Regions from separate parts of the Homo sapiens genome. Here region 2 is linked to region 1. A link is a loop called in an ENCODE intact Hi-C map of the cell type or tissue named here. Cell type or tissue: endothelial cell of umbilical vein. All regions are shown on one strand. Each heading gives the region's core, and the rest is flanking DNA. Links, peaks and the distances in the headings are about the cores only.

What was found. A loop is a pair of places that touch in the nucleus more often than their neighbours do. Peaks named below come from ENCODE experiments on the same cell type or tissue, not always from the same donor. Only the 100,000 strongest peaks of a DNase experiment are listed, where the experiment ranks them.
Region 2: a loop joins it to region 1, with 2.2 times the contacts of the local background. A loop is called at or near these places in 2 of 110 quality-filtered maps.

The regions. Positions count from the first base shown.
Region 1 is chr2:45,257,734-45,273,455 of GRCh38, forward strand. No RefSeq gene overlaps it. Among named protein-coding and RNA genes, the nearest start is that of LINC01121, 11 kb to the left of the region's middle. In endothelial cell of umbilical vein, for the core only: no CTCF peak of the experiment used is centred there; a DNase peak (open chromatin) is centred at 5,608; H3K27ac peaks cover 2,700 bases.
Region 2 is chr2:45,375,568-45,391,289 of GRCh38, forward strand. SRBD1 (S1 RNA binding domain 1) reads right to left here. Exons shown (of 21, transcript NM_018079.5): 21 at 13,113-14,032. The coding sequence ends at 13,743. Among named protein-coding and RNA genes, the nearest start is that of LINC01121, 130 kb to the left of the region's middle. In endothelial cell of umbilical vein, for the core only: no CTCF peak of the experiment used is centred there; DNase peaks (open chromatin) are centred at 5,174 and 7,384; H3K27ac peaks cover 1,225 bases.

The sequences.
Region 1 (15,722 bases), core at 2,481-10,480:
GTCTGTGCAATAGTTTGTTTTACTTTTCACAGAATTTATTTTGGCTGCAGCCAGATTGATGGTGATTATATCTGAAATCCTCCCACATATCTGTCACATAAACACTTCGTTTAATTCAGGTTTGTAAAACTCTATGGGCCAACGGGGAGCCAGCTTTTGGATTAATTAGCAGACGCTAATGCTGGGCATCTTGTCACATGGTCCAGCGGCTCAAAGGCTGAGGGCACAAGAGGGGCCGAGCAAGCGGCCCTGGCCCATGTCTCAGGAGTTTGATCCTTTAGGCTGGTAAAGGAAAACCAAGGAAGATGTGGAAGGGGAAGAAGGCCGCTCACTGTCCAGCCTGGCTGGGGAAACAGATTCTGGCCTGCAGAGTGAGCCAAAGTCTCCCATCCGGACCTAGCTAGAGGGGAGATATTCATATGCGTTTTGAAGTCGATACAAAATAAACCCCCAGCTTCCTCAGAGTTTCTGTCGATAGCATCACTGGATCCGACACCTCCTGGGAAGGGGAAAAGCCTTAGGGGCTAGAGCTGGGGAGGGAAGCCCTGCTCAAGTCGCCGGGAGTGAATGCAGGGTCCAGAGCCTTGGCAGCGGTGGCTCTGATTCCCGAGACCCCCGGACCACCCACTCCCCAGTGGTTGCCCGGGCCCTGCCAGTGCTGGGCAGGACTTCCTTCTGTGTGATGGGAGCATGCCCCTAACAGGCTGCATATGCCCACCAGCTGTTGCTCTCTTTTGCCACTGCAGGCCAAGACAAGAAAAGCATTATTTCCTTCCTCCTTCTAATCTCCAGGCCTCACTAACTTCACAGGCCTGCTTTGGGCATTGTTCACTGGGAGTTTCTCTGGGGCGAGTTCCCCTTTGCGCAGAAAAGGCCCTTTTATTCCCCCCATTACATTTACCTTTCCCTTTAATATGGAGTTCTTCCACTAAGGGACTGTATGGAGAGTGTATAGGACTTCAACGGGGATGCTGGATTTGGCTTTCAGAGGTTAATTACATCCTTACTGCTCCAGAAGCTGCTGTTCCATCTGCAGGAATGCTCCCAAGCCTGGGAGAACTCCTGCTAGCCAGAGAATGAACATGTTGCTGAATGCCTAAGCCTCCAGTCTTTAGATGAACTGTCTCGTTTAATTAAAAAAAAAAAAAACCCAGCCTAAGAGGTATTTTTGAACCCATTTTCACGCATGAAGATTCTGAATGGAGAGGTACATTCAGAATGGATTTGCAGGGGGTAAGCCAGCCAAGAAGTGGCTGAAACAGCACTGAGTCTGTGGCTACCTGAGTCCATGTTCTAATACAACCCACAAGGACTGGAAGTGAGGCTTCCTCATGCTTGTCTTTACTATGCCACTAACCAGGATGGCCCAGATCAACTCCCCGGCCTTCACCAGACCTCGGTGTCCTTCTGTGTAAAGGAGGGGCGGGCAGCACCTCCCCAGGCCCTGGCTTCCAGGGCTTCCTGCCTTGATTCCACCTCCAAATAACCACAAGAACTGGACCATCCCCAGCTCCTCAACCTGCAGAGGGACCGGAGGCCAAAACCCAGCTCCAGCCAGATCCAGTTACTAACCAAACACTTGTCTTTCTTTCCGACTGAAACTGACTGAAACTGAACGTGCCTGTCTGTCGCTTAGGGCTCTCGACCAAGAGTGCTCGTTTTTAACCCTTTCACAGCAGCTATGTTTTCTGCAGTGCATAAAACACAAGGCACCGATTTGTCAGACATGACTCAGCTCAGACCTCACCTGGGGATACCCTTTGAAAAGAGAGACCTGCAGGAGCCCAAGAGGGGCACATCATTTTTGGCTTAGCTTGTCCTAATTTTTCACTCCTGTTCCCTTTTGTAAATGGCACTTTGGAAGTGTCGATATTTCACCCTCCTTTTTAAAATAAAGGGTGCCATTGTTTAGAGGGCAGGAAAGGAGAAGCTAGTTTGGAGAGGAGAAGCGGTCTGGGACAGGAATCGGGATCGGGGTCATGTCTTGATACAGGAATGTATGTTCCCCAAAGGGAAGGTGGGCAGGGCCAGGGCTCCCTGTCAAGACCGGGGTAAGAATTTTGTTCTTCTGTACTAATTTTTATAGGCTTCCAAGATTTTTAAAACTCCACCCCCAGCACCAAAAACAAACAAACAAAAAAGCAGCCTCTGGGGACAGTACTGTGGAAACAATGAGAATCCAAATTCCAAAACTCTTGAGTTCACCCCAGAATTAAGGACGTGATAGTCAAAGCCAGGAAGCAGTGGAGCCTGAGGGCTGGCCGCTGGGCTCAGAGGCCTAATTGTCAGACTGTGTTTCCAGATGCAAGCTTTCTGCCTTTGGCACGGACTTTTTCTATAACAAACTCACTTTGGGGTCATTCATCAGTGCATAAATGCACACCTGGGAGGTGGGGGGACAAGCTCCCATTTTTCTGGCTTTATAAATACGGAACTCACATTTCTCCAATTGACATTTGCAGAGGCATGATAGATTAGAGCGCCTTCCACCGCAGAGCAATTTCAAATAAACGCAAGTCTGCTGGTGCAGGCTGCAGCCATCCATACCCTGCAGAGGAAATAAGCCTTCCCTTCCAGCCTCTTCCTTTCAGGTAAGCAAAAGCAAAGAAACAAGCACGCAGAGGAGTTCCAGCTTCAAGCTTCCCACCCAACAAGGTCGGGGGAGGAAGGTGCAAACTCTCAGTTCCATTTGCTACTCAGCAAATGCGGTAAACTGAAGTCCAAAACACAGAACACTGAGGTCTCCAAGACCACCTGGGTACCAAAAAGGTAGAGTCCCCAGTGTCATTAGCAGTAGGAACCAAGGGCAACCTATATATGTTGGCCAAGTCGGTGGTTGTGCAAATGGAGGTTTAAAGCACTAGCAATGCTGCCTGACCCCAAATATTGTCTGCACCTGATACCCGGAATGACACCATTGGAGACGTATTTCTTTGTGTTAGCCATTCTCTTACTTAGGTTTCTCTTAGATTTCTCTTCCTTGAGCAAATGTGCCAAGTGGGAAAATACATTTGGCTCCCTAACTTCTCAGAGTGAATAAGTTCATCAAATCCCTTTTGAAAGAGGACCAGAAGGAGCCCTGACATTCCTTCATTCATTAAACAAAAATTGAGCATCTACTTTGCACCAGCGCTTTGCTAAATGCGCTAGGAAAACAAGGGTAAACAAAAGCAGACACAAGGGCCCAGTGCTGTGGTATGCACCTGTAGTCCCAACTACTTGGGTGGTCAAGGCAAGAGGATTGCTTGAGCCCAGGAGTTTGACGTTACAGTAAGCCAGGATCACACAACTGCACTCTAGCCTGGGCGACAGAGTGAGACTGTATCTTTAAGAAAAAAAAAAAGCAGACATGTCTTTTGCCTCTATGAGCCTACAGCCTACTTCGGAAGACAGTCACACAATCATCCAAAGAACAGGAAACTATGACTGTGACAGGACGAAGAAGATACCCTGAAAGCCCATGATGGGGGTCAGGAAAGCTGTCCTGCCCTGGCAGGGTGATGGATGAACTTCTGAAGGATAACTCCTGGCTCCTCAAGCTGACTCCTGAAGGGTGAACAAAGAGAGGGAAGGCACTCCTGGCAGAGAACAGCACAGGCAAAGGCCCGTGAGCATCCCAAAAACATTGAAAGGGATTGGGGTGGGGATGGGGCAGTGTTGACAGACGCCTGTCTGGGTGGGAAGGAGCACCCAAAACAGAGGGGAGAGACAGAGGCAAGCATTGCCTACTTCATCTCCCTCCTCTGGCTGCAAAAGCCCCTCCTGGCTGCACCATATTCAAGGGGCAAATGTGATGGTGACCTGCGGGCAACGCTCCTGCAAAGGGCTGAGACAGTGAAACAACGTAAGTGTTAACCACTATTAGCGACGAGGAGACTGAGCTTGGATGGAGCAGAGGCCAAGGCCAGCTGCTCTGTTCAGCTGAAGCTGCAGGGGCTGGCCTGTGCTGGTGGGTAGCTGGCATCCTCATCTGCTGAAGGCTCCCGGCTCGGAGCCTTTGCTTACTTCATTTATGATTCTCAGGAACTGACAGAGAAGCGCATACCTGGAATTTCTGTGCTGATAGCAGGCCTGATGCTCCCATCCCTACTCCCCCACCCACCACCTCGGGTGAGCCAGAAGCACACTTAGAATTTGACAGGCTGTCGTGGCCTCCCACTTAATTATATTGTCACAAAAGCTTTCAGGGATTCCAAGGAGAGAACCCTCTTCAGGGAACTTGATTCTCCTTCCGAAGCATGCACTGGCTCTGTATAGCCCTCCCCTTACCACCCTGGGCTTTCCCTCTGAAAGCTCCAGAGACAGTTCAGCAAGTGCTCAGCAAGTGCCAGATTGGTATTGGAAGGGTGTCACAGGAAGTGGGTGGTGAGAGGGAGGCTCCTTCAGCTGTGTTCCCTCACACTCTTCTCTCCCAGTCATTCAAAGCTCAAGTCTTCATTTTCTGGGGCCTGTCAATGATGGAGGTGGAGAAGCCACCATTACTGAAGTTCTAGAGAGAGCCCAAGAAGCGCTGGAGGTTCAGAGAGGTGAAGAGCCCCCTGCAGCTGGCCAGCAAGGCTTAGGTCTGTCCTATCCACTGACTGCAGCATCCTGCTGTTATTAATAATCAGGACCTAAAACTCTTCCATCCATATGGCTCCCTGCTGTTGGGAAGGTATTTTCACATATGGCATATTATGGAAACTGCTCAAGAAGGCTACAGTTCTCCCAAAAAGTCTTCTTAGTTAGCAGTAGGGTTCGTTTTCTCACCTTTTCTTAAATCTCAAATTGTGAAAAAAGAAGGCTCCGCATACGCTGTCTCCATTTCATGACTTGCACATCTCCTTCCACATTGAGTGGAGCTGCTTTCAGTACAATGACCACTAATGTTGCGGTTCTAATCCTGGGACCCTTCCTGAGTCCTCACTGGCTCTGCTGTATTTGTTCCTGTCACCCACCAGCTTCCAATTCACCTCCACCTCCTCCCAGGCCATCTTTTCCTAGTCCACCTCCTCCCAGTTTACCCCCTCCCAATCCACCATCTCCTCCTCCCTGTCCACCTCCACCTCCTCTCAGTTCACCTCTGCCTCCTCCCAGCTCACCTTCTCCTCCTCCCAGTCCACCCTCACCTCTTCCGAGTCCACCTTTTCCTCCTCCTAGTCTACCTCCTCCCAATTCACCTCCTCTCAATCCACCTTCTCCTCCCAATCCACCTCAACCTCCTCCCCGTCCATCTTCTCCTCCCAGTCCACCTCCCACTCTGCCTCATCTTCCTGATCCACCACACCATACAGCTGTTTCAGGGCTCCAACCTGAATCCACCTTCGATTTGAAAACATTGCTGAATAACTGCAGCGGCCCCTTAAACAAATGTCATTATCCAAAGACAACAGACAACAACATACCTATGTAGAGATAAACATATGTGTGTTCTGTCTCCAAATCATTTTCAATAAATGTTGCCACAACACAGCTCAGCTATGTAGACGGTTTTTCAATCAATATTGCCTCAGGCTAGCAAATAAAGAAGGAAATCACTGGGAAATGCATTATTCATGAGCTCACCAGAGCGCTGATGACTGGCAGTGATAAAGGTCCCCGTGTGAGCAAGCAGCAGTCTGATAGCTCTGTATCAAGTCAATCTACCCAGCCTGCTTCCTGTTTTCGGGAGCAGGAGAGGGGAGATCAGTCCTCAACACTTTTCTCTTCCCTTTCATTTAGGAGAGTGGGCCCGTGCACCTGTGGGAACTGAACTTGTCTTTTGCTGAGGTCATGACACGTGGGGAACAGGATGGAGCAGAGGAAGGAGAGAACTGAATTCCCTCAGGGGACACCCTGATGAGAATTAATTAGAGGTCTGTCCTTGGTAGCTCTTCACCTCATACCTTCTAGTGAGCAAGAAAGAATCTCTCTCCACTTTTGAGAATTCTAATCGGCAAAGGGAAGTAATCACAGGACATTCATCCATATAGAGCCTTTTTCTGGTGGAAAGCCTGAGCATAGAGCAAGTTCGGGATGCCCTGCACCCCTTATCAATTAGCTTTCCTAGCAGAGACATGAATGAGGAAGGGGAGAGGGAGGGCTTCTGGGGCAGGGAATCCTGGGCTTACCCATGGATCCTCCACCGGCTCATTAAGTTACCTCGGACAAGGTGCTCCCCTGTACCTGGGCTTCTGAGTGCTCCCCTCCCGTTTTAAGTAAAAAGTCAGGAGCCCACAGCATCCAGAAAAGCGACCCAAATTTCTTTTGAAGTGTTGCATGAGCTAGAGTGGGAGAGAAAGGGAAAACTGAGGGGTAAGAAAAAATTGTCATGTTCAAATTAAATTTCAAATCATTAACAATACACGCTCATGCATAACTCATATGCACCTGAGAAATGCATTATGTAAATGAACCCAAAGTTCCAAAGAGCACCAGTTCACACACTACCACACATGCAGGGGTTGTGAAACCCAGGGCTGTACCCGTAGAAGACACGAAGATTACAGAAAGAATGGTACCATGGGGTCACTTCCAGCCCTGCTAAAACAGCTATGGCCATAAGTTGTTGAGCTTCCAGAGGAAGGTAAGAGCCAGTTGTCTGATGTTATTTGTTGCAGGCCCCCACTCCACTGTCTGCTGGACTCCAGGCGGGTTGTGTGGCTGGTATATCTGGATAGCAGGGCCCATGTCAGAGATCAAGGGATGCAGTTCCAAAGGAAGGGGGTTGGGCAGAACAAGGTCCAAGGGTCCAGTCCCCCACTTCCCAGGTGGAAGGGAGCCAAGGTAATATCATCACCTCTCAGTCCTGGCCAGACAGGGGTCTGTGAAAAGGAAAATAAAATCTCGGGACCCTAAACTCACTATGCCAAAGGGAAGAGTTAAACTTGGGAACTGGGTCATGCAAAAACTGCCTTCCTTGTGTTCCCAAACAGATAGCTGTAATCTCACATGCTACTTTATCGCATGTAAAGCGTAGATTCACTGAGCCAGCGAGGAATGCATAATCGACTTTCCCCCACTCCCTTCTTTTCAGGTGTAAAATGTAGATTCACTGAGCTGATCAGCACCTCACAGGAATGTAACCACTTGCCTCATTGCCTACTCACTCTCCTTTTTTGTTGTCTTTTTTCTTCCCCTTCCACTTGCTCTGTCCCCTTTATATATTGAGGTTCACAAAACCCTCTTTGGAAAAAGCACAGGACACAGACACCAACTACTGTGACTTGTGTTTCTTTTTCTCAGGCGTGTCCCTAACCTTGGCAAAATAAACCTCTAAATCCACTGAGATCTGCCTCCATCACTTTGTGGTTGACAGGTCACAGATGAGCGTGCAGGGTGAGTCAGAAGGTTCATGAGACAGAGCATGGGACAGCAATGCTCGGTCGTCATTCGGCCAAGAGACAGTGAATCTGCACAACCAACAAGGCCCCTCTTCCATAAGTCACACCACTTCTGTGAAAAGTCTGAGTTACAGATGTCTTTCTTTTTCATATTGCTTTGATATTTTCATATACACATAGGGCTTTGAATGAGGTTAACAAAGATTGACAAGTGGAAATCTTGTGGTTCCACTTCCCAAATAGAAAAAGATCATTGCTTATCATTGGCATAGTGGATACATTCAAGCATGTGTTCCTCAAGTGTGTGACAATTGTTCTTTTAATTGAGCTACCTTTCCTCCTGCAATCTTATTCATATGATGGCAGTTGCCTGAAGGAAAGGCTTGCAGCAATCTCAAGCACACAGAACTATGTTAATACCCATTGGGCAGCGACAAGAACAGCTGGGGATGAATACAATCGGCCCTCTGTATCTGGGATTCCACAACCATGGATTCAACCAACCTTGGATGGAAAATGTTTGAAACACAAAAAGGATGCTTGTGTCTGTACTAAACACGGACAGGCTTTTTCTCTTACAATTATTCTCTAAACACCACAGTATAACAACTAGTCACATGGCATTCACATTGTATTAGGTATTGTAAGTAACCTAGAGATGATTTAAAGTATACAGGAAGATGCGTGCAGGTTACATGCAAATATTACCCCATATTATATCAGGAACTTCAGCATCTGTGGATTTTGGTATCTGAAGGGGGTCTTGGAAGCAATCACCCACGGATACTAAGGGACAACTGTAACTTTCTTTTTTTTTTTTTGAGATGGAATCTCACTCTGTCACCCAGGCTGCAGTGCAGTGGTGTGATCTTAGCTCACTGCAACCTCCATCTCCCAGGTTCAAGAGATTCTCCTGCCTCCGCCTCCAAAGTAGCTGGGATTACAGGTGCCCACCATCACTTCCTGCTGATTTTTGTGTTTTTAGTGGAGACGGGGTTTCACCATGTAGGCCGGGCCAGTCTCTAACTCCTGACCTCAAGTGATCCACCGGCTTCGGCCTCCCAAAGTGTTGGGATTACAGGCGTGAGCCACTGCAGACAACTGTAACGTTCACAAAGCTTGTACACTGTACTCTTTGGAAGCCCTTTAGCTTCCTGCACAGATGCCACATCTAAAAGCCAGAGCCAGGCAGCGAGAAGGACTGGCAGCAGTAATACATTGCCAGCCGGCCAAGAAAGTGCTACGGAAGCAGTTCTGCTATCTGTTTTCTTTCTGGGTCATGAATTTGGGTCCATTTAGCATGGGGTGGAAAACAACAATAACACAACAACAATAAAAACCCTCTCCTTCCCTGAATCGTCCCAGGGTGTGTCCTATGTCACAAAAGAGCACCTTAAAAATCATCTGGTCTAGTGCTTCCCAAACTGGGGTTTCCCAGAACACTTTTTCTAAGAGAGGTTAATAGGTAGGCTGTTCTCACGGTTAAATTAGTTTGGGAAACATGCAGTCTACCTCCCATATATTCATAATGCTTATTGTAATATTGAAGATACTGAGAGGTATTGCAGTCAATTAACCTTCACTTTGATTTTTTCAGCATCTAACAAATTTATCCATTTTCTCCTTTTAGCACAGTCAATAAAATACTGTAGAATGAAGTTATTTTGGTTAAATCCATATCTGCTCCCGCCCATCCTCCCTCTTCCCCTAACTTTGTTGTTCCCACCCACACATAACTTTACCAAAATTTTTTTTTTTTTTGAGACAGAGTCTCACTCTGTCACCCAGGCTGGAGTGCAGTGGTGCAATCTCAGTTCACTGCAACCTCCGCCTCCCAGGTTCAAGCGATTCTCGTGGCTCAAAGTTGTGTGCGGTCATGCCCGGCTATTTTTTGTATTTTTAGTTGAGACAGGTTTTCTCCATGTTGGCCAGGCTGGTCTGGAACTCCTGGCCTCAAGTGATCCACCTGCCTCGGCCTCCCAAAGTGCTGGGATTACAGGCATGAGCTACCGCGCCTGGCCACTTTACCAAGATCTTAAAAAGTTTAGGCGAATGTCCAGATGAAGCTCTCAGAACACCTGCTTGAAGAAGGCAGCTTGTTGGATGTGGCTGATGGCTTTACTGACCCTAATCCTTCTCTCTTCCCCATGTCCACGCCCTTTACTGTATACTTTTGCAGTTCCTTTTCCCACACCTTTGACACTGAGTTTGGTCATGTGACTTGGTTTGACCAATAGAAATGACAGTGCACCAGTTCCCAGTCAGGTTCTCAAGGGGCCTCTGTGATTCCTCCTGCTGTCCTCCGCCTGTGCTATTGCTGTGAGAACATGCCCAGTTAGCCTGCTGAAGGATGAGAGACATGTGGAGCAGATCCGAGCCACGCCCATCACCCCAGACAAGGCCAGCCCAGATCAGCCATGGCCAGCCAACCACCAGACGCGTTGAGTGAGTCCAGCCAAGCCAAAGTGCCTAGCCAACTCCCCACTGACCCCAGAGGCGTGAGCAGTAAACCTTGATTGTTGCATGCCCTTCAGGTTTTGTGTTTGCTTTTCATGCATCATGCGGCATTATTGAGGCAGTAGATCACTGGGTAAGAGAAAGAACATGGGCTTTGCAGCTGGTTATGTTAGATTCAAATCCTAGCTCCACTCTCTGTCAGCTGTGTGTACCTGAGCAAGTGATGCAACTTCTCTTAGCTTTAGCTTCCTCATCTTGAACAAAGATAACCTTAGAGCATGATTATCAGGATTAACGGAGATCATGTAGGAAAGCTCCTAAAATAGTGCCTGGCACGTGGTAGGTAATCAGTGAATGTTACTTCTTTTGTGTGGAATCCTTTAACTGAGTGCACAGAATTTTTACCTAAGGCTAAGTACTTTGGCATCTTCATTCATAGATTTGAATGGTCTGGAGTCAGAGCTCACCAAGATTTCCCAGGCATAGGGGCCATCCTGATGTACACACTATTTAGCAGCCTGCTTATATCACTTAGTGATACCGCACAAACTTCTTTCCACAGTTCCAATTTCTGTATCAACAGTCTCCTACCTCATTTTCAAAGGCCACAAAGTAGCCCTTGGCGGAAACATGCTATCATTTATTTTACCATTTGGGATGTTTCCATCAATTTTTTTCCCAGCCAAATAAGGAGTAAATATATATGAAACACCAAGATAGATAAAACAATGTAACTGTAAAATAGCACGTAATGAACAAAAGAAGAGCAGAGAAAGACATTCAAAAGAATGTGTAATCAGTGAACATTTGTCTCTGCAACAATTCTCTTAAAGAGGCACAAGTAATTTATTTTTTTCAAACTGTCTATCCTGAATGAATAAAATAAAAGCTTTGTTGTCTAAAGGAAAAAGCATCAGTGTTCTGAGAAATTTTACTTCTGAGGTGCATCAAAGCCATATAATTCAAATTTGCCTGCAATCTCTTAAAAAAGAGAGGACAAAGATAAAGCCCAACATTTCCAGACGTCAAGGATTCGAATTCGCGAGATTGATGGTCATAATCCCCACCCCTCTGAACCTAGTTCTATTTCTGGTCCTCTCGATGTATAAGACAAACAACTGGGAACTTTCCACGCTGGGCTCCAGAGAAAAGTATCTGCCTTTCTCCAAAGCCCTATGTGAGCTCACAGTCCCCTCAAAATGCCATTTTCCCCATTTCAGGTCCTTCCAGTGGAAAAAGTGGGTAAGTCTGACACAGCCACTGCCAGCTAGTCCTCGGGGCAGCCATACACCATTAGCAGATCCCTCGCTCCTAAAGGAAGTCATGCCGGCCTACAGTGGAACTCCATTTCCAGTTATTACTGCTAGACAAATGGCTTTTAAATTACATCCTAAAAGGCTCACAGGCCATTTGTCTTTGTAAGTAATGGCACAGAAATGCTGCATTACTGCCATCCTCACCCTGCAAAGGGGGTCTGCCTTACTAGGGGGATTGTAGGAAGGTGGATAAGAAAGAGACCCAGGAGGCAGAAATACCCAAGGTAGGGGCAGAAACACCCAAGATTTGATGCAGAAAAGTTGCCAGCTTTTCTGGAGCTGATGGGAGCACGCACACTGGCAAGACCTCTGAGAAGAAAATAGAGGTGGCTTTTCCTGGAAGCTGCCTACATCAACAGAGAGAACTGGGGTGGAACTTCCTGGGTGGGAAAGGGGAGCAGGTATAGAGCAGCACCAGAGTGTTATCCAGAGATAAAGCTGGATGGTGGCCATGACCCAGCCTTGACCACCAGGCTAGAGAGTCTGGATTTCACCCTAAAAGATGGAAACTTATGAGCAATTGGACTTCCCAAGGAAGTGGCCAGATGCCTGGCCCATGGCCAGAGACTGGCTGTGACTCTGAGCTCAGCCCCTGGAGCTCCAGGACTCTCTCCTCACCTTCCTTGGGAGATCTTAAAAGCCAGGAGCTGCTACTTCTACGGGGCTAGGCGTTAGCTCTGTGACATGTTATGAATAGAAAGACATTAAAGGAAAAATTCCAGCATTCCTCCTCCATGCTCTAAAGCCTTTGTTTACCTTATTATTAGAGGCCTGTCAGTACTCCTGAGAGCTGACAGGTCTGGAGGGTGAAGGAAGCTGTCACCGCATGGTTTCCACGCTGACAGTCTGTCTGGACTCCGTTTCACCACACAGCCAGCCTCGAGGCACCAAGTCACGCTACATCTTTCAGATCTGTGGCCTCCCTAAGGCATAGTGGGACCAGAGCCCCCAGTCTGGAGCCCAGAGAGTCATAGAGAGGGGCCTCTAAGTCTGCCAAAAACAAAAAGCTGCCAACATTCAGGGATGAAGTTATCATCATCTTGCATTGCTGGCCGTGTCTCGCTCCCAGAAGGAGGTGCTGCTTGTGTGTAACCTTCCCCTTCTGCTTCCTGTAAGAGATCTGAAGTCCTGTCCTTCATGGAAACAGTCCTCAGCCTGGCTATTTAAGATACTCCATACACTAACTTCACATCCCTCAAACCAGAGTTGCTCACAGACATGCACATCATGGAGTGCGCAGCCATCGTTTACGTCCAGGAGAGTTGATTTTATAAAGATAAAGGGCTTGAAGAGAAACCACTATTTTGATATTAGAACAAACACAGATCTATTGAAAAATAGAATGCAAAAAGGTCATGCATTTTTTAAGATAACACAAATGCCCAAGGTGTCTGTCATGATGTGGAACTAAGCCCCTAGATTCCTTGGGTTTATGTTTCTGCTCTTCTCTGATATTAGAAATACTCTGGTGAAAAGTTTAAGAATCACTTTACTAACATGACAAGTTACAAAATAGTTCCCAGTATCCAGTTTCCAGCAAATCTACAGAATAGGGTCGGTGTTTCAAGTTCTTCATTTATAGCAATAATAAAAAGATATTTATTCACCAGGTCCATCCTAAGCACTTTATATGCATCACATTCTTTAAACATGGCTTCTGTCCAATGAAACAAGGATGTTTATTATCACTGTGCAAAGAGTATAAGTGACAAGCCCAAGGTCACGCAGCTACAAAGCAGTGGCACCAAGATTTAAACCCAGTAAATATGGCGCCAGACCCTTCTTTCTTAGCCGTCCATCTACACTGACTGTAAAATGAAAGGGGCTGGATCAAATGACTTCAAAACTCTCGAGCCATGTACTCCCTGGGCAAAGGCACATGGAATGTGATCAGATAAACAGAACTCCTTTCTTATAAAGACAAATCAGAGATGGTCAGGTCATCCTTAGTTCATTCTCCTCCAGTTTTTGGTAGATAAGAATTTTGAGCTGGGTTTCTGATTAGTGTCAAGTTGAGCAAAATTGAATCCAGGAAGGATTCCTGGAGAAAAACCCTTGGAGTGGGCTCAGAGAACATGGATCCCAGGGGCTTTCCAAAGCTTCCAGAGTGCTGTGGTAGGATGGGAGTGGCTTCTCAATAGCCACAACCACCTGGAAAGTGAATAGAGAAGATGACAATCAGGAGACAAACGTGATTTGAAAAAAGGCAGCACAACTAAGTAGTGGACCCAAGAGGAATGCCTGTCTCCCTGTCGGCTCCTTAGGGGCTCTTGGCAAAGTGGCTCCAAAGGACAGGGGCATCTGATACAGGGCATTTGATACCTGGAATAGACCCTGGCTAGTGAGGTTGTGCCAAAATTCTTGCCTGAACATATTGGATTATAAAATATGTGGATATGACAAGCATATCTGTTTCCCCTTCCAAAAGCTACTTCTTGGTCTAGGATGCTGGCCCCAAGACCCAGCCCTCTGGGACTATTTTTATACAAAGCACAATCAAGGCAGGTTTGAGCCACAGAATCAAGGCAGGGAGCAGACAACCATGCAGGGAATCCAGGGGAAGAGAGCAAAGGGGAGGGGGTGTGACACAAGATCACTTGGCCTCAGTAAAGAGACATGTGCACAGGAGGAGAGACCCCACAGATCCCACGGTCCCTCAGCTGCTGTTGCTGGTGGCAGGAGGGGAACGGAGCCACAGGCTGAGAACATGGGCCCTTTAAAAAAAATCATTGACTTGAAGCCTTTCTCCAGCCACTTCTACCAGAAGTCACCGAGCTTTAGCCACCTCCTCCCTGCAGAAGCACAGGATTCCCCAAAATGCACAACTCAAGATAATGCCCCCAAAGTACATGGCACCACTTGGCCAAGGATGTGATGCTGGGAAGATCTTTAAAATATTTAACAATTGGTATGACGTGGGCACCAACCCATAAGAACAGCATTCTCACCAAAGGCATCTTCATGTTGGGTCCCTTCTGCCTTTTCATTTTAACCTTCAGTGATGTCCTCCCATGCAGAGCAGGCAGTCACTCTTACGCCTATCTGCTGAGAATTTTCTCTGTCGGCAGCATCAGCCTCTCTGTCCCAAATCCCTCCTCGTATCTAACACACTTCCCCCAGTGCCTAAGCTTTCTCCTTCAAAGGCCACCAAAGCATGTGACCCAGGCATCCCTCATTCCAACCTCCCGTTGTCACTCGAGCTTTTTCCTTGAAGTGCCTGCTCCTTTCCTTTGCTGGCCACATCTCCCCATCCTGAGCTCTGCCTTTGACTTCCTGACTCCAGTAATACTTCCCATGTTGTTGGCATCTCTTCCAGGACACTGTAGTCTGGATTTGGCACTTGATGTTATGAAACTCAGCCCCTGACTAGACAGTGCCCTGTGGTGTTCTTTTGACTGCTTCATCCATCAGTTCTGCCACCCCACCGAGGCTGTGCACGCCTGAGGGCAGGGAGCAAGCTTCAGGTTCTTCTTGTAATCCCCATTGTGTCCCAGGCAGGACTGGGCACTCTGCAGGTGTTCAATGACCATGAAGCAACCAAGTTGACTCGTGCCTGGATACGATTCCTGGTATAGACACTGATACTCACCTCCATCTTGGGGCTTCGGTTTCCTCATCTGTAAAATTAAAGGTTGTACTGTGGTCCTCAACCCTAGCATCACATTAGAATCACCTGGAAACTTAGAAGCAGTCTCACTAGCCAGGGCCTATTCCAGGGATTCTTTTTGACAAGTGTTGGGTAGGACTGGACATCAGTTTTTGTCCTTTTTTTAAGTACTGCAGGTGATTCCAATGCACAGCCAAGACTGAGCACACCTGAATTAAATCATCAAACAGTCCCATGCAACTCTGTGATTCCATGAGCTGAACTGAATGGGATGGTGTTCCAAGTGAGCTCATTTGTAACAGAGGGTTTGGTTTCAAGGTCATCCTGATGCACAGGTTGGGGAGAGGCCACAGGTGGGGGCTGTGGCAATAGCCACTGTCAGAGCTCAAGCCTTGTCATCATCTGTGCCTGTGACAGGTCCTCCCCTGGGTGCTGCTCTTAGGCGATGCATATTTCCAAAGGACTCCCAGATGCTGAATGAAAGGGTTAAGGACTCCCCAAAACCCACCTCCCCCCAACATATTATGTGCTCTTTAAAATGTCAGGAAAAGTTCAGAATTGCTGTTGGCAGGTCGTGCCAAAATTCTTGCCTGAACATATTGGATTATAAAATATGTGGATATGACAAGCCTATCTGACAGATCAGTTTACCTTATACTAAGATGATGTTTAAAAGAAAGACATGGTTTTTTTCCCTGTTGTGGTTTAAGGGTTTTGTGGTTGTTTTGTGTGTTTCCTCAGTGTTTTCTTTCTTTTCTCCTTCTTAAAATATTGTCCTGACTTTGAGTTTTGACATCAATTAAAAACTCAGCTAATGAAAAAGCTAAACCCTTGGGAACACATTAAAGACCACTTAGGAAAGTTGATTCCGGCTCCTTTTTCAAAGCCAAATCTTAGACACCAAACTAAGTTCAATTACAGACGTTCATTATTCCTTGGGTATAAAAGTCTTTTTATAACCCTCCCTCATTGTAGGGCTGCATAAATGGAGCATATTCATATTTTCCCTCTCTCTCTTTCTCTTTCTTCCCTTTCCTTCTC
Region 2 (15,722 bases), core at 4,237-12,236, 120 kb after region 1:
CTATATCAGAGAAGTATAGACCAATATCTGTTATGCATGCAGCTATAAAAACCCTCAGCAAAATACTAGCAAATCAAATCCAGTAATATATACAAAGGATTGTACATTATATATAAGTTTGCCAGGGCTGCCATAATGAAGTTCCACAAACTGGGTGGTTTAAACAACAAAAACTTATTGTCTCACTGTTCTGGAAGCTATAAGTCCAAGATCAATGTGTTGGGAGGGTTGGTTGGTTCCTTTTGAGGGCACTAGGGAACGATCTGTTCTAGGCCTCTCTTCTACCTTCTGGTAGTTTCTCGGTTTGTGGCAGCATAACTCCAATCTTCACATGACATTCCCCCTGTGTATGTGTCTATATCCAAATTTCCCCTTTTTATAAGGACAACAGTTATATTGGACTAGGGCCCACTTTAATCCCATATGATCTCATTTTAACTAATGACATCCACAATGACCCTATTTGCAAATACAGTCACATTCTGAGGTACTGGGGATTAGGACTTCAACATATGAATTTTTGGAGGTCACAATTCAACCCATAACATACCCCTTGACCAAGCAGAATTTATCCCAGGAATGCAAGATTGGTTTAACATTTGAAAATTAACTAATGTAACATACCATATTAACAGAATAAAAGACAAACCCTGCAAGATCATCTCAATAGATGTAGAAAAAGAACCTGAAACAATTCAATACCCCTTTATGATAAAAATATTTTTAAAAAAAAGGAATAGAAAGGACCTTTTGCAACTTGATAAAGGGTACATACAAAACCCCCCACATAGCTAACATCATACTTCATGATGAAAGACTGAATGCTTTCCCCTGAAGATCAAGAACAAGACAACAATGTCCACTCTCACTATTTCTATTCAACGTTGTACTGGAGGTTCCAGTCAGATAAATTAGGCAGGAAAATTAAATGTAAGAAATTCAGATTAGAAAGACAGAGATAAAACTCCATTCACAAATGGTATGATCTTATAATACAGAAAATCCAGAAAAATCTGCTAAAAAACTATTAGAACTAATAAAATGAGTTCAGCAAGGTCGCAGGATACAAGATCAATATAAAAAATAAATTGTCTTTCTATACAGTTGCAGTGAACATTCAGAAAAGAAATGTAAGAAATCAATCTCACTTATAACTGCATTAAAAATTAAAATACTTAGGAACAGATGTAACAAAAGAAGTGTAAAACTTATATGCTGCAAACAACAAAACATTGTTGAGAGAAATTAAGGACTGCCTAGATAAATGGAAAGACAGCCCATGTTCATGGATTGGAAGACAATATAGGTGTGCCTCAATATTCATAGGGGATTGTTTCCAGAATCCCCCTTGAACACCAAAATCCACAAATGCTCATGTCCCTTATATAAAATGGTATAGTATTTGCATACAACCTATACACATTGCCTCATACACTGTGCTTTAAGTCATCGCTAGATTACTTACAATACCTAATACAATGTAAATGCTATGTAAATAATTGTTACACTGTACGGTTTAGGGAAAAATGAAAAAAAAAAACTCTGTATACATTCAGTTACAGATGCAGCTATCCAGTTTTTTCCAAATATTTTTTATCTGCAGTTGGTTGAATCCACAGATGCAAAACCCATGAATATGGAGGGCTGACTGTTCTATTAAGAGGCTATATCCCCCCAAATTGACCCACATATTCAACACAATCCCTATTAAGATCTCAGCTGACTTCTCTGCAGAAATTGACAAGTTGGTCCTAAAATCCATACGAAAATGCAAGGAACCCAGAATAGCCAAAACAACCTTGAGAATGAAAAACCAGCTGTGGTGGCTTACATCTGTAATCCCAGCACTTTGAGAGGTCGAGGAGTGGATCACGAGGTCAGGAGTTCAAGACCAGCCTGCAAAAGATGGTGAAACCCCACCTCTACTAAAAATACAAAAATTAGCTGGGCCTGGTGGTGTGCACCTGTAATCCCAGCTACTCGGGAGGCTGAAGCAGGAGAATCACTTGAATCTGGAAAGTGGAGGTTGCAGTGAGCTGAGATCGTGCCACTGCACTCCAGCCTGGGCGACAGAGCAAGACTCCATCTCAAAAAAAAAAAAAAAAAAAGGGAAAACAAAATTGGAGGATTGGAGGATTCACACTTCTCAATTTCAAAATATACTACAAAGCTCCAGTACTCATGACAGTATGGTACTGGCATAAACACAGACATAATAAATTGATTGGAATTGATCTCTAGAACACATACATCTATGGTCAACCGATTATTGACAAAGGTACCATGACAATTATTAGTTTGGTGCAAAAGTAATTGCGTTTTAATTACTTTTTTTAAGTAAAGTTTTTATAAATGCCATTAAATGGCAAAAAACACAATTACTTTTGCAGCAACCTAATAATTGGGGAAAGAATTGTCTTTTCAACAAAGAATGTAGGGACAACTGGATATGCATAGGCAAAAGAATCAGTGTGGACCTCTACCTCATTCCACATGCAAATTAATTCAAAGTGGATCAGATACCTAAATTTAAGAGCTAAAACTATTAAACACAAGAAAACAGAGGCATAATTATCCTGACCTTGGATTAGGCATGTTTATTAAATGATACCAAAAGCTCAAGCCCAAAAGAAAAAAATAAATTGACCCTCATACCAATTAAACATTTTGTGCTTCAAAAGGCACTATTAAGAAAGTGAAAAGAAAACTCACAGAATGGGATAAAGTTTTTATTTATCTGATAAGAAACTTGTATTTAGAATATATAAAGAACTCCCACAATGTAGTAAAAATAACCTAATATAAAATATGGTCAGGCTGGGCGCAGTGGCTCACTCCTGTAATCCCAGCACTTTGGGAGGCCAAGGCGGGTGGATCACGAGGTTAGGAGTTCGAGACCTGCCTGGCCAATATGGTGAAACCCCATCTCTATTAAAAATACAAAAATTGGCCAGGTGTGGTGGCCTGTGCCTATAGTCCCAGCTACTCGTGAGGCTGAGGCAGAAGAATCACTTGAACCCAGGAGGCAAAGTGTTTCAGTGAGCCGAGATCGCACCACTGCACTCCAGCCTGGGTGACAGAGCAAGACTCCATCTCAAAAAAAAAAAAAAAAATATGGTCAGAGTCTGAATAGACATTTCTTCAAAGATATGCAAATGACCAATAAGCATATGAAAAAATGCTCAATGTTGTTATTCATGAGGGAAATACAAATTAAAACCACAGTGTGAAACCACTTCACACCCACTAAGGATGGCTACAATAAAAAATACAAACAACAACAAGTGTTGATGAGGATATAGAAAAATTGTAACCCTCATACATTGCTGGTGAGAATGTAAAGTGGTACAGCCACTTTGGCAAGCAATCTTTTGAAGAACTCAAAAGATTAAACATAAAGTTACCATTTAAAGACTCAGTAATTTCACTACTAGATGTACACCCAAGAGAAATGAAAACATATGTTTACACAAAAACTTGTGTTTGAATGTTCATGGCAGAATAATTCATAATAGCCAAAACATGGAAAGAACCCAATGTCTATCAACTCATGAATGGATAAGTAACATGTTGTATATTCATATAGGAGAATATTATTCAGCAATAAAAAGAAATAGACTATTACTACATGCTACAACAGGAATGAACCTTGAAAACATTACACTAAGTGAGAGAAGCCAGTTGCAAAAGACCACGTACTGTATGACTGCATTTATATGAAATGTCCAGAATAGGCCAATCCATAGAGACAAAGTAGTTGTCTGCTAATGGGGGTACAGGTTCTCTTGATGGGGTGATGAAAATGATAATATGTATTGTAATGGTTGCAGAACTCTTTGAATATATTCAAAACCATTGATTGGTACCCTTTAAATATGTGAATTGTATGATATGTGAATTATATCTCAATAAAACTGTTAGCAAAAGAGCAAGATTGTGCAAGGGAAAGTTTCTAGACACAAAATTTTTGATTGCAGACTATTTTCTTTGGTTCTGGCCCTATTCACTCAGGCCAGCAAACTGTATTAGCGAAGAGTTGGCCAAAGCCCAAAGGAACTCTCTTGATCTGTGCTTTGCCCTGAGCAATTTATTTTTAAATAACCCTTTGTCAAATTAGACATACACAGTCTAGTTTTGCATATACTCTCCTAGGGTTTTTGATGTTTTTATCTTAGGAGGACAGGGGCATGGAGGGTATGTTTTCTTGTTTGAAAGATGTGATGGGTTAAGGGCCAATTGTCAGTTTTAGTTTTCTTGGCCCCTGACTCATTCATTTTCAACTCCAACAGCTTCCAGTATCAATCACACAAGAGCCAAACTCTCCATGAGCCAGAGAGATCTCCCCACTGCCCAGAATTTCTAATTTTCTTTCTTTAATGGATATGCAGCCGCTGCTCAGTGCTCTTGGAGATCTAGGTGGGAGGGAAATGATCCAAGGGAACCTTGTAAACAATGAAGAAATAAGAGAAGTTTTGGCGCCTTGGTCACCTGGTGCTGCAACAAATTGTGAGGCCAGGGATAAGGTTCTGGGACTGGATTGCCTTGGAGCTGGTTGGGTTGCACGGGTTAGAGTTGAGTTCCACAAGTAGAGAACAGGAGCAAAAAACAATTGGGGTGGAAGAGTGGGGGGCAGTTCAGGTAAGCTAAGTTAGTTTGAAAGACTCAATTCTAATGCTCTGGAAGCTGTACTGGACTGGTTTATGAAGCTCGCTCAAAGCCCCATAATCCACTATTTACTCGGTCTTGCCTGTATCCCTCCCACCCCTGTCCTCAGCCAGTGGCTCCATGGGAAGCCTGTTTGCTACTACAGTCACGGTGCATGCTGTCTCACCTTAGCTGGGGGTGGTAAGGACCAGACTTCAGTGTGGTCTCCTTCTCACCTGCTGCTGTGGGATCCAAAGTAGCTCAAGCACAAGGGTCTGACTCAACTGGTTCTACTTCCTTAGCAGCTGTCCACAGAAGCCAAGTAATAAAACCTTGAAGTATGGAGGAATCAATGCCTGGTAAGGTGAACATTAACTAGTAAGAAAGAAACAGGAGTCAGGAGGGAGACAGCCAATGAATTCTCTTCCCTACCTTCCTTCCACCCTTCCACTGTTCTGTGCCACCATCATACCACAGAGCTTCTTCCATGACAACCTGGTGACTAAGAAACTGGCAATGTTTTCTTATGAGTCTATGACTAGCTAAGTAACACAGCACTTTGTATTTGCTTTCTCTGCTTCCTGGCTCACTTCCTTTTTTCCCTTCTTCTTCCTGCTCTGGGATTATAACCCCCAATAAAGTATGAGTACATATGCCTTTTTCATGCTCTGTTTTCTCAAAAAAATGAGCTAAGAGCTAAGACAGAGCTCAAGGCCAAACACTATATCTAGAGGAATCAAAGGAAAAGATGGAAGACGCAGGTCTGATGAAGATAGGGGCAAAATCAGAGAAGGAATTAATAAAAAGGGGGTGGTGAGTTTCCTGATTATCACAAATAGTGGCAGATATTAAAGGTTGCTGTCCTCAGAGAGTCCTCAGAGGAAGACGTTAATTACATGCTGTTACCATGTACAGAAATGTATATGTGCAGGAAATGAAGGAAAGTCATGTAGTATAAGGAGAGCCTGTAATAGTGAACTTGATTTAGTCTGGGAGAAAATGCCCTCTGAGGTAAGATCCAATACTGGGACCTGATAAACGGGTGGAAGTGAGAGAGAGGGGAGGCCGTTTCAGGCAAAAGGAATGACATCTACAAAGGCTCTGTAGTGTGAGGTACCATGCTGAGCAGGGGAACAGCAAGAGTTCTTACCATAGAGAAAAGTGTCTCCCAGTTTTGACTTTCATTTTTTAAAACCTCAATCCACAATAAAGACTATATTTTACATTTTAACCCAGTACCAATACACATATATGTGCTCATACAATTGAAACAAAAAGTCATGAAAAAATATTTAACCTTACTGTGTTGGTGGTGGTGGTAGGGGGTTCACAATAGCCACTGACCTTTAAATGTGCATATTCTTTGACAGAGCGGTACCACCAGGACAATGTACGATGGTGCTCACCGCAGCACTGTTTGCAATTGTTTACACACACACAATGAAACATATTAAGGTAGATATGTAGGTACTGACATGGGAACACATACATGCCCAATTACAAAGAGAAAGAGAACAGTGTACATATGATGCCAGTTTGTTAAAAATCTTTACGAAGGAACATATGCATAGAAAAAGGGACAGGGATGTACGAAAACTCTAGAAGGTGGCTACTTAGCAGAGGAGATTTTTATTTTCCAACTTTCGTATTTCATTATTCCTGCCTTTTAGACTACACATATTACTTTTTCAATCAGGAAAAATCATAAAAATACAGTTATAACAAATAGTCCAAAATAACTTGCTGTTTCTTGTGGGTGATAATACAGGTCAAATGACAGTGTGCTTCGTTGGAAATTCAATTATTTTGGTAACTAAAGTAGCAAATTACATCAGATTTGACTAAACTGGGCATCTTGAGTTTTAGCTTCATAAAATCACCTTAACCCTGTGAAACAAAGAATGTGAGTATATCTTAGTTTTGACTTTCACTGGTGTTGCCTTCTCTTTTCATTGCTAAGAGACTTAAACCTGGGAAGCAGGTGGGCAAATGTCAAATGATCAAAGAACCAATCGTTAGGACTGGAGAGAGACATCCAAAAGCGTGCTCCCTTGGGGGAAATTCCCCTAGTTATTGTGGGCCTGGCTATAAGAAGGTGGAAAGTTTTGCAAGAAGTGAAAAGCTTTCAGTAGCACACTTTCATTCGTCTTACTTGATTGCTTTTGCAAAATACTGCAATAAATCTAGAGAGTTATATTTGATCTAATTGCATGGATAAAACTCAACTCTTAAAACTTCGTACCCCACCAACGTGAAGCTATTAAGTTGGTCTCTCCCCCTTCCTCCCTCTGTTACCCCATGTCTCCCTTCACCATTGTATCTTTAACTTTAGATTTTTCTGGTACGATTGGGCTACATAACATTTCAGGCCGCCATATTAGATGGGCCATACAGTTAGGATAAACTCTCTATCTCAGAAGTTTCCCTGAAGCATTTAGAGTAATAATTTACTTCCTTTCTTCAGGATGAGAGTTTCTTCTTTAAAATATTTAAGGTGTGGCTATATAATCCTTAGATTCTTGATATGAGGCAAGAGAACAACAAATCTTTCTGGGGGTGGTTTTTAAATTAATTTCTGAAAAGGTAATGTTTAGTGCTGAAAGGACCAGAGTCTGCTTATCCCACTCTCTCCCTAAATAAGAAATGCAACCTTCATGCACAGAATCATCCTCACCATATAAAATGAGTGAGAAGAAACCTAATCTTTCTTCCTGTGGAACACACTGCTTTGGCAATGAGCCCAGTCATTCAGGAGTTCTCCAAGATCTGTTATTTAAATCCAACTCATTATGACTGATTTGAGGCAGGAAACCAAAATGAAAAGATGGAATAAATATATTTTTGGTTTTTCCATCCTGTCCCTTCTCGCCATCTCCAATTTTAACACAAGTGCTAACTCTGAGGTTGGGGTTAGATATACAGACACCCCAACATAAGCACTCCATTAATCCAAAGCTAAGCTTTCCAAAAGGTCCTGTGGTTTCAGATAAGATGGGATGCCACCATATTCTCAAGTAGACAGCAGCCAGCTGAATTCCAAAATTCTCATGATATTGAACTTAAAACACCCCTTACTGTAGCTTAAATTCCAACTCCTTCAGGCTGAAAACATCCTCACAAGATGTGCTCTTTTTTATCCCTAGAACCTGGCACAGGGTCTCACGGGTATTCAGGAAATGTCTTCTGAATGAAACTCTTAGGTCTATAGGTCTGTGTTTCCCCTATCTTTCCTCACATTCCACAACTGTGGCTACTCAATCACTTCTCAAAGCCCTTCTAGTTTGCTCGTAATTAAAAACAATTTATGTATAATCCATCGGGAATGTATTTTTGTTTGTAGTGTGGCAATATAATTTTGCCCCAATCTGAAGTGCCATTTCTTTACATTATATTCCCATTGATTCTGAATTTTTTTTTCCCCTCACTTCGATAAGCTGGTCTATGAATTGTTTTATTCCACTCTTCTTTTCCTGTGTTAGTAACATACTATTTAAATGATGGCAGCTTTAGAGTATACTTTAATAGCAGGGCAAAGTCTCCCAAACCATACATACAACTCAATTATTCTTTTTTTTTTAATAGAGACAGGGTCTTGCTGTTGCCCAGGCTGGTCTCGAACTCCTGAGCTCAAGCAATCTGCCTGTCTCTCAGCCTCCCAAAATGCTGGAATTACAGGTATCAGCCACCACACCTGACCTGAATTATTCTTTTGAAGTATTGACTTGATTTTTCTCACATACTTTTCCAAATAAGTTTTATTTTTAAGTTTAAATAAACATTGGCAAAGCCTATTGGAATGATGATTAAAATTGTGGCAAAAAAGATCATTTTTGGAGGACTGGTTTTTCTAGAGTACTAATTATAGCCTTACAATTTAGGAAAATGGTATACCTTAATATTTTCTGCTTTTTAAATATTCATTAGTAATGCTTTATAATTTTTCTTCATATTCATCTTTTATATTGCTTGTTAGAGTTTAATGTTTTTTTTTTTTTTTGAGAAGAAGTCTCGCTCTGTCGCCAGACTGGAGTGCAGTGGCACGATCTCAGCTCACTGCAACCTCTGCCTCCTGGGTTCAAGCGATTCTCCTGCCTAGCCTCCCAAGTAGCTGGGGCTACAGGTATACACCACCACACCCAGCTAATTTTTGTATTTTTAGTAAAGAAGGGGTTTCACCATGTTGGCCAGGATGGTCTTGAGCTCTTGACCTCGTGATCTACCCGCCTTGGCCTCCCAAAGTGCTGAGATTTCAGGTGTAAGCCACCATGCCCGACCAAGTCTAAATATTTTATAGTGTGTTGTAATGAATAGGGATCTTTACTCCATCATATTGTTTTAACATGATTTTTTAGATGTTTATTTTACATTGAACCATTTTGTGGAATTCTTAGATGTTCATTTATTCACCCAATCAATATTTATTGAGTAATTGTCACATGCTGGGCATTTTTCTAGATATAGGGGATAAAGTAGGGAACAACATAAATGTATATTAAGGAATACACTTTGCTGTAAGCCCCCACCCCGCTCCCCTCAGCTTAAATGAATGAGGAGTTTTGTTTTTTTCTAACAAAATATGAAGTCCAATGCAGGCAGTTTGGGGCTATTTTGGTTACTCCATAATGTCAAGATAAATTTGGAAATTTTCAGTCTTTCTGATGTAATCTCCAGCACCTTCAGCATTCTATCTGCATTCCAAGCAGGAAGGAGGGCAAGGACAAAGGTTAAGAAAAGCATGATAGCTGAGCTGCCTGTGCTCCCCACACTTTCTAACTTTCCTAGAATTCCATCCTATGACTTTTGCCTACACGTAATTGGTCATGTTCACATCCATTAGCCACGTCGTTGCTCCTCTCCAGGCAGGATCTTCTTAGAAAGAAGGGGAGAAATCTGAACAAGCATCTAGCAGGCCGTGCCATGAGAAAAAATTCTTGCTCTTATGAAGTTCAAAAATTTTATAGCTGATGGTCTTGGATTTCAACAACTCAGCCCTTGGACCCCTTCTCTGCTTTATCTCCACTTATCCCATTGGTGGTCTCATTCAGTCTTACGGCTCTAAGCAGTTATGCTAGTAACTATCAAATTCACATTTCCAGTCCAGCCCACTCCCCTGAACTTCAAACTCACACAGCCAACTGCCTAACTTGACATCAGCACTTGGATGTCTAATGAGTATCTCAAATTTAACCTGTCTAAAATGAATTCCTTTACCAAAACTGTTCCCCCACTAGTCTTCTCATTTCAGTAGATAATTCTATACTCCTGATTGCTTAGGCCAAAAACCTTGGAGCCATCCTAGACTGTCTGTCTCACATCTTATGCCAGGAAATCCTGTTTGGCTCTACCTCCACCTAACTACATCCAGAATCCCACCACTTCTCATCATTTTTACCACTAACACTCTGATCCAAGCCACCGTTATTTTAGCCTGCATTACTGAGACAGCCTCCTAAAATCATTCTTCACATAGATAATCCTTTCTGAGTTCTCAGCTCTTTTCTTTGAGAGAGGGTCTCGCCCTGTCACCCAGGCTGGAGTGCAGTGGCACAATCACAGCTCACTGCAGCCTCAACCTCCTGCATAGCTGGGACACAGGTGTGTGGCACCATGCCTGGATAATCTAATTTTTATACAGATGGGGTCTCCCTATATTGCCTAGGCTGGTCGTGAACCCCTGGGCTCAAGAGATCCTCCTACCTTGGCCTCCCAAAGTCCTGGGATTATAGGCATGAGCCAGCACACCTGCTCAAATTCTGTTCTTGACAGACCAGAATTTCTTTTCTTTAATTGATCTTACCTTATCCTTTACTTCTGCTACTTATCCCACTATCATTCCCTATGCTGTCAGTACCAAAAACTGCAACTCCTCTGTAATCTCAAGGTTATGCACTCCACTTTTGACAAGTATTCTTACCTAAACCCAGTATTTCCTTTATTATTCCCACTCCAACATCCCTCCAACTTCATCAGGGTCTACAATCCTTTAATCCCATACTTTCCCACTGCTCCTCACTGTCCCCTTATACTCTCATTTTTCTTCTTAAGCTTAAATTCCATGGTCAATAGTTTCTTTGTCCACGTGCCCTCAACTTCTTTGTCCTCTTTATCATATTTGTTTGGCAAACCCCCAAACCTGATTAAATCACCTCTCCACCTAATCTGGGCCTGCATCCACACAGCTGATGGGCTGGAGAAAAAAATAAGTTAACTGATCCTAGATTCAATTAAAGATCAATAACCTCAAGTGAAACATTTAACACTGCCTAGAAGTCACGCTGTTTCCCTAGGCTTTTCACTCTCATTCTCATCCGTTCCTCACACTTTCTCTTCAAACCTCCAATTCCCTTTCTCTTCAATGTTCAGTCTCATATGATGGTATTCCTTCATAATTCAATGAGAAAACTAGAAGAAATTCAGAGACTTTCCATGAGCTCCTACATTTGCCTACCTACATCTGTGCTCATATACTTAGTCCTTTCTCCCACTAATATGAATATACTCTTTGTATTCCTATGTTAGACCAACCCCTTGTGCACTAGATTCCATCTGATCTCATTTAGTCAAGGATATCTTTCCAGTAATTCTCCCCTCTGTCTCCTGTATCATATTTTCCTATTTTACTGGATCATTTCCATTTGTATACATTTCTTTTGTCTTAAATTTTGACTCCATTTCCCCCTTCCAACCACTATGCTATTTCTCTTCTTCCTTTACAGCTAAACTCCCTAAAAGAACTGTCTAAATTCACTGTCTGCAATCTAACTCCTCCTACTCTCTTAAGCCCACTCCAATACAGCTCATTCAATTTACTGGGAAGAGTTATTATTAAAGGTCAGTAAAATTTGTCCTAGTTTTGGTCATCTTTCACATCTCAAATCCCACTGAATTACTCTGACTTTTCTAAGTCAACCCATTAATTAGATGCTGTCTCCATTATATCACTTATCTGATTGTAATTTTACATTTTTATATGATTATTTAATTATACTTTCTTTCTCAATAGACTCTAAGCTCCATAAGGACAAGGATAATGACTATTTTTTTCTTTTTCTCTTCTTTTCATGCTCCCTACCCCTACCTATTTTTCCTATCACAATTTCTGGTCAGTGACTAGCACAATGCCTGGCACACAAGGAGGCCACCAGTAAATGTATATGGGAATAAATGCTTTCTCATATGCCATTTTAAGTTTGGGAAAAGGAGGTCTGCAGAAGTAAAGATACCAGCTCAAAGGCACACTGTGGATTACTAGTAGAATAGGGACTAGGAATAGAATATAATGCATCACCATGCACACTTTGCAGTTATAAATGAGATGTGGCTCCTCATTTTATAGCTTAGGCCTTATACCAGCCTCCACCATGTTTGGGCTGGATGGGACAAACTATGCAATCTAGTGCAATGTCAAGTCCTTATTGTGTCCATGAAAGCTTAGCTGCCAGGTCAACAGAGCAGCTTTACACTGTCAACTTTTCTTGTTCCTATATCCGAAGTGACCAGGGAGAAGGCCTCTTCCCCCACAGAATTCGTGTGAACTTGTATCTCGAGCTTCAGAGTAAGAGTCTTCAGGTACACATCATTCATTACTGATCTATAGATTATGAACCTGGAAGAATATTGGGAGGAGTGAGTAGGAAGATCAACTTAAAGTTATAACATTAAGATATATCCACTATCAGTTAAAGACCACTAAGAAACAGAGGAAAAGCATTTCAGAAATGAAATTGCTAGGCAAATAGTTGTATATATCAAAAAAGTTGATATATGCAACTTTTAAGGAACCTACTGCATTAAAAAGATCTACATACACCAGTTGGATATGTATTTTGAAAACAGCAAACCACCAGGTAGAACTATCACGAAACATAGTCACAGTCACTACTTAGTGACTACTACTAGTTGACCATATGATTTATCATCCAAAATGGGGCACTCTGAGAATAAAAAGAGGCAATATTAAAAATTATGCCAGGACAATGGGTGTTTCCTAGGCAAATGAACAAGACTGGTCGTCTTTAGTAACTATCCCCTACTTATCACGCATGGAGAAAACCAGACACTCATTCAGTCATACAAATATCTTCATCAGGCAAATCAACAGCAGCAGCAGTAGTCAGAATGAACAGGATACCAGTCCACTGTGGGCTTTATTTTGATCCTGAATGGTCATGCTAATCCTTACCATCTCCACTAAATAAAAATGGAATAAGAGTCACTTCCTTTATATACTTGTTTTTCTTGTCCCTTCACACCTGATCTATATTTGATCTTTAAAACGGCCATTTCTATCCCCATTTGAAGTTTAATTCTGATTTAAGAAAGGACACACTCTTCTATGCTAAATCAAACAAAACCATTCTTCAAATTTTCAAAGGCTTCCCTCTTCTCCAAAGGTTGCATAAACCATATCTTTTTTCATCAAGACTGACTTCTAGGTCATTCACTGAATCAACATAGCAAAAAACAAGTCACTAGCCACAAACATTTATTGTTGGGGTCAATACGTATATCCTTTTGAGAAGTGTTTCGAGCCATTCATTTGATAACTACAAACACGTCAGAATCTGTTTTACTGGTATATTTTTGGCTTGCATGACAAGGGAAAAGAGATTATTGCAAAATTATGAATGAAGTCCAAAAGGCCTGATTAAAAAAAAATCTATAAAATGGAAGGATTAAACACTGCCCAGCCCTACTGTGTCAACAAAGACGGTACAATTCAAATCAAGAAGACAATCCCATACAAGTCCAGCAAGGCAGATGTTGGCAAGTAGAAGTTAAGCAATCTGTTATACAAAATGCAAAAGGAGTTAAAGATAAATTACAAAAAATAAAAAACAAAATTTTAGTCAGAAAACTATTACTACATAAAGCCATATAAGAATGTGTATTAGTTGTTTCCTTTAAGGGAAAAGGAAATCAAACTGTTGGTTTTCTATTTATTCAGAAGAAAAAATAAAGGAAAGTGTTTGGAAAATATTTCTGATATTAAGTGAATTATTTCTCATCTGCTACCTAGAGTTTACAAACAACTGACTTATCCTTGTCAATCTGTGGAAATGAGAAAATAAAATCAGCGTCTGGCCTTCGTGGGATACTCATAACACCCGAATGAGGTCCAGAGTAATCCTAGATCGGGGGATGTCAATGTTGAGTACTTGGACTTCCACTCTTTCTCCGGGGCCCAGTCCAAGGCTTCTTCTCTTCTTTGTTTTTGAAAGTTTTGCTTCTGTTACATTTCGTATGGGAATCAGCCCAGATTTCCCCACTCCTATATCCACAAAAATTCCAAAGAGAGTGGCATTCTCAACTTTGCCTGTAAGAACTGTCCCAATCTGCAGATCTTCCAGGCATACTATGCTTCTCTTGAAATCAGGTTTATCAAAATCTGTAAGAGAAAAAAAGTAAGTGTAAATAAGGCATTGTACTTCCTAGATACAACATAACTTTGTGAATAAGTACTTACTACATACTATGTGCCCAGACCAATATTAAAGATTAAGGGGGGATTATAAAAGGAGCTGCAGACCAACGCTTGCCTTCAGAGAACATGCATATCAGTTGGAGACAGCATTCATGCAGTAGAAACAATTCAAGAAAATTTACTTCCTTCTACAATGCTACACACTAGCATTATACATAAGGATCGAGAAGACAGTCTTATTTTCCTCTTTGTGAAGAGGTGATGAGAATATATATTTGCTTAACAAATATACAAAGCTAAACCACAAACACTGAGAAAGTAAGACCTTTGGAAACAAGAGACTGGAAGCTTTTTTTTTGGTTTTTCCCCCAGTGCCTGGATTATTAAATTGTTTAAAGATGGTAGAAAGTACATCAACTTTTGGCCAAATGTGGATGAAATTCAAATGTTCTTTCTTCCTCACTTCTTCCCACAAATTTGGAACTCAGAAAATCAATTCCCACCTATTTCATATATATTTATCCAATCAACATTTATGGATTCTTGATTATCTATGGCTCAGAATCCCAGACCAGGTAGTATCTAATATTCTTTCTCTTCTTTCAATTAAATTCATCAAACATTTGTTAACTCTATTATCTCCTGGCCAGGCACTCTGCTGGGTGCTAGAGAAACAATGATGAAGATACAGATTTCTGTTTCCAAGTTCTTTATAGCCCTTTTTTCTTGCTCACCCCAGCATACATTTCTTTGTTCATTATTGTCCAAAAGGTAGGCATAAAGCATGCCAAGGAATCATTATGGTTCTAGTTAAAAACAAAGGTTTTTATGAGGGAGACAGTTAGAGTTAGAACTAACAGTTTAAACGGGGCTGTGGATTATCTGTGGACTCCATTTATCCATGCTCCTCCTGAAGGCCCCCTTTCCTAGGATTACTGAGTGTTGACTCTAATAACAAAGAACACATTCTATGCTTGGATCTCCTTTTACTAAGGCCTCATTTTCCCCTCCACCCATTCCATTTCCTTTTCCTCCACAGCTGTTGGCTTTATCCTGATGACTTGTTAAAGCTATCCTTTACATTTGTATTAACAACTGGTCACCCCTTTCTTCCCTTCCCCCAGTCCAACCATACTGATACCAAGACGTTTTAAAAATTAAGCTTTTTCTTATAAAACAAAATAAAAACCTTCTTTAAACTCCAAATCTCACTGTACACATAAAAATGAGTACGCTAAAATTGGAATTGATTCTGTGGAATTTTACCTGATGCTAAAGCAGTGAATTCCAAAAGCAAGAAACCTACTGTAATGTAATATTACACCAGGCTAAGGCTGTGTCAAAGCAAAGTGGAACTAAGTCACTGATCAGGGGCAGAGGTAGGACGGGTCTCCGAGACCCCATAGGCATTGTTTTTATGCTTGGAAATTCTTTCTCTCTCTCTCTTTTCTTGGGGAGGTCCAGCTGCTGCAGATTCCCTAAGGGTTCCTGATCAGCTGTTTAGTTTAATCTTGCAAGGAAAATCAGAGTCAGGAACTACTTAACATATTCCTGAAGACAGTTGGGGACACTGAGAAATCAGAAAATCCTCTGTGTACCATGCAAACTTTAACACTTTCATAGCCAAGCATTTTCAGCCCCTGTGTCTGGACTG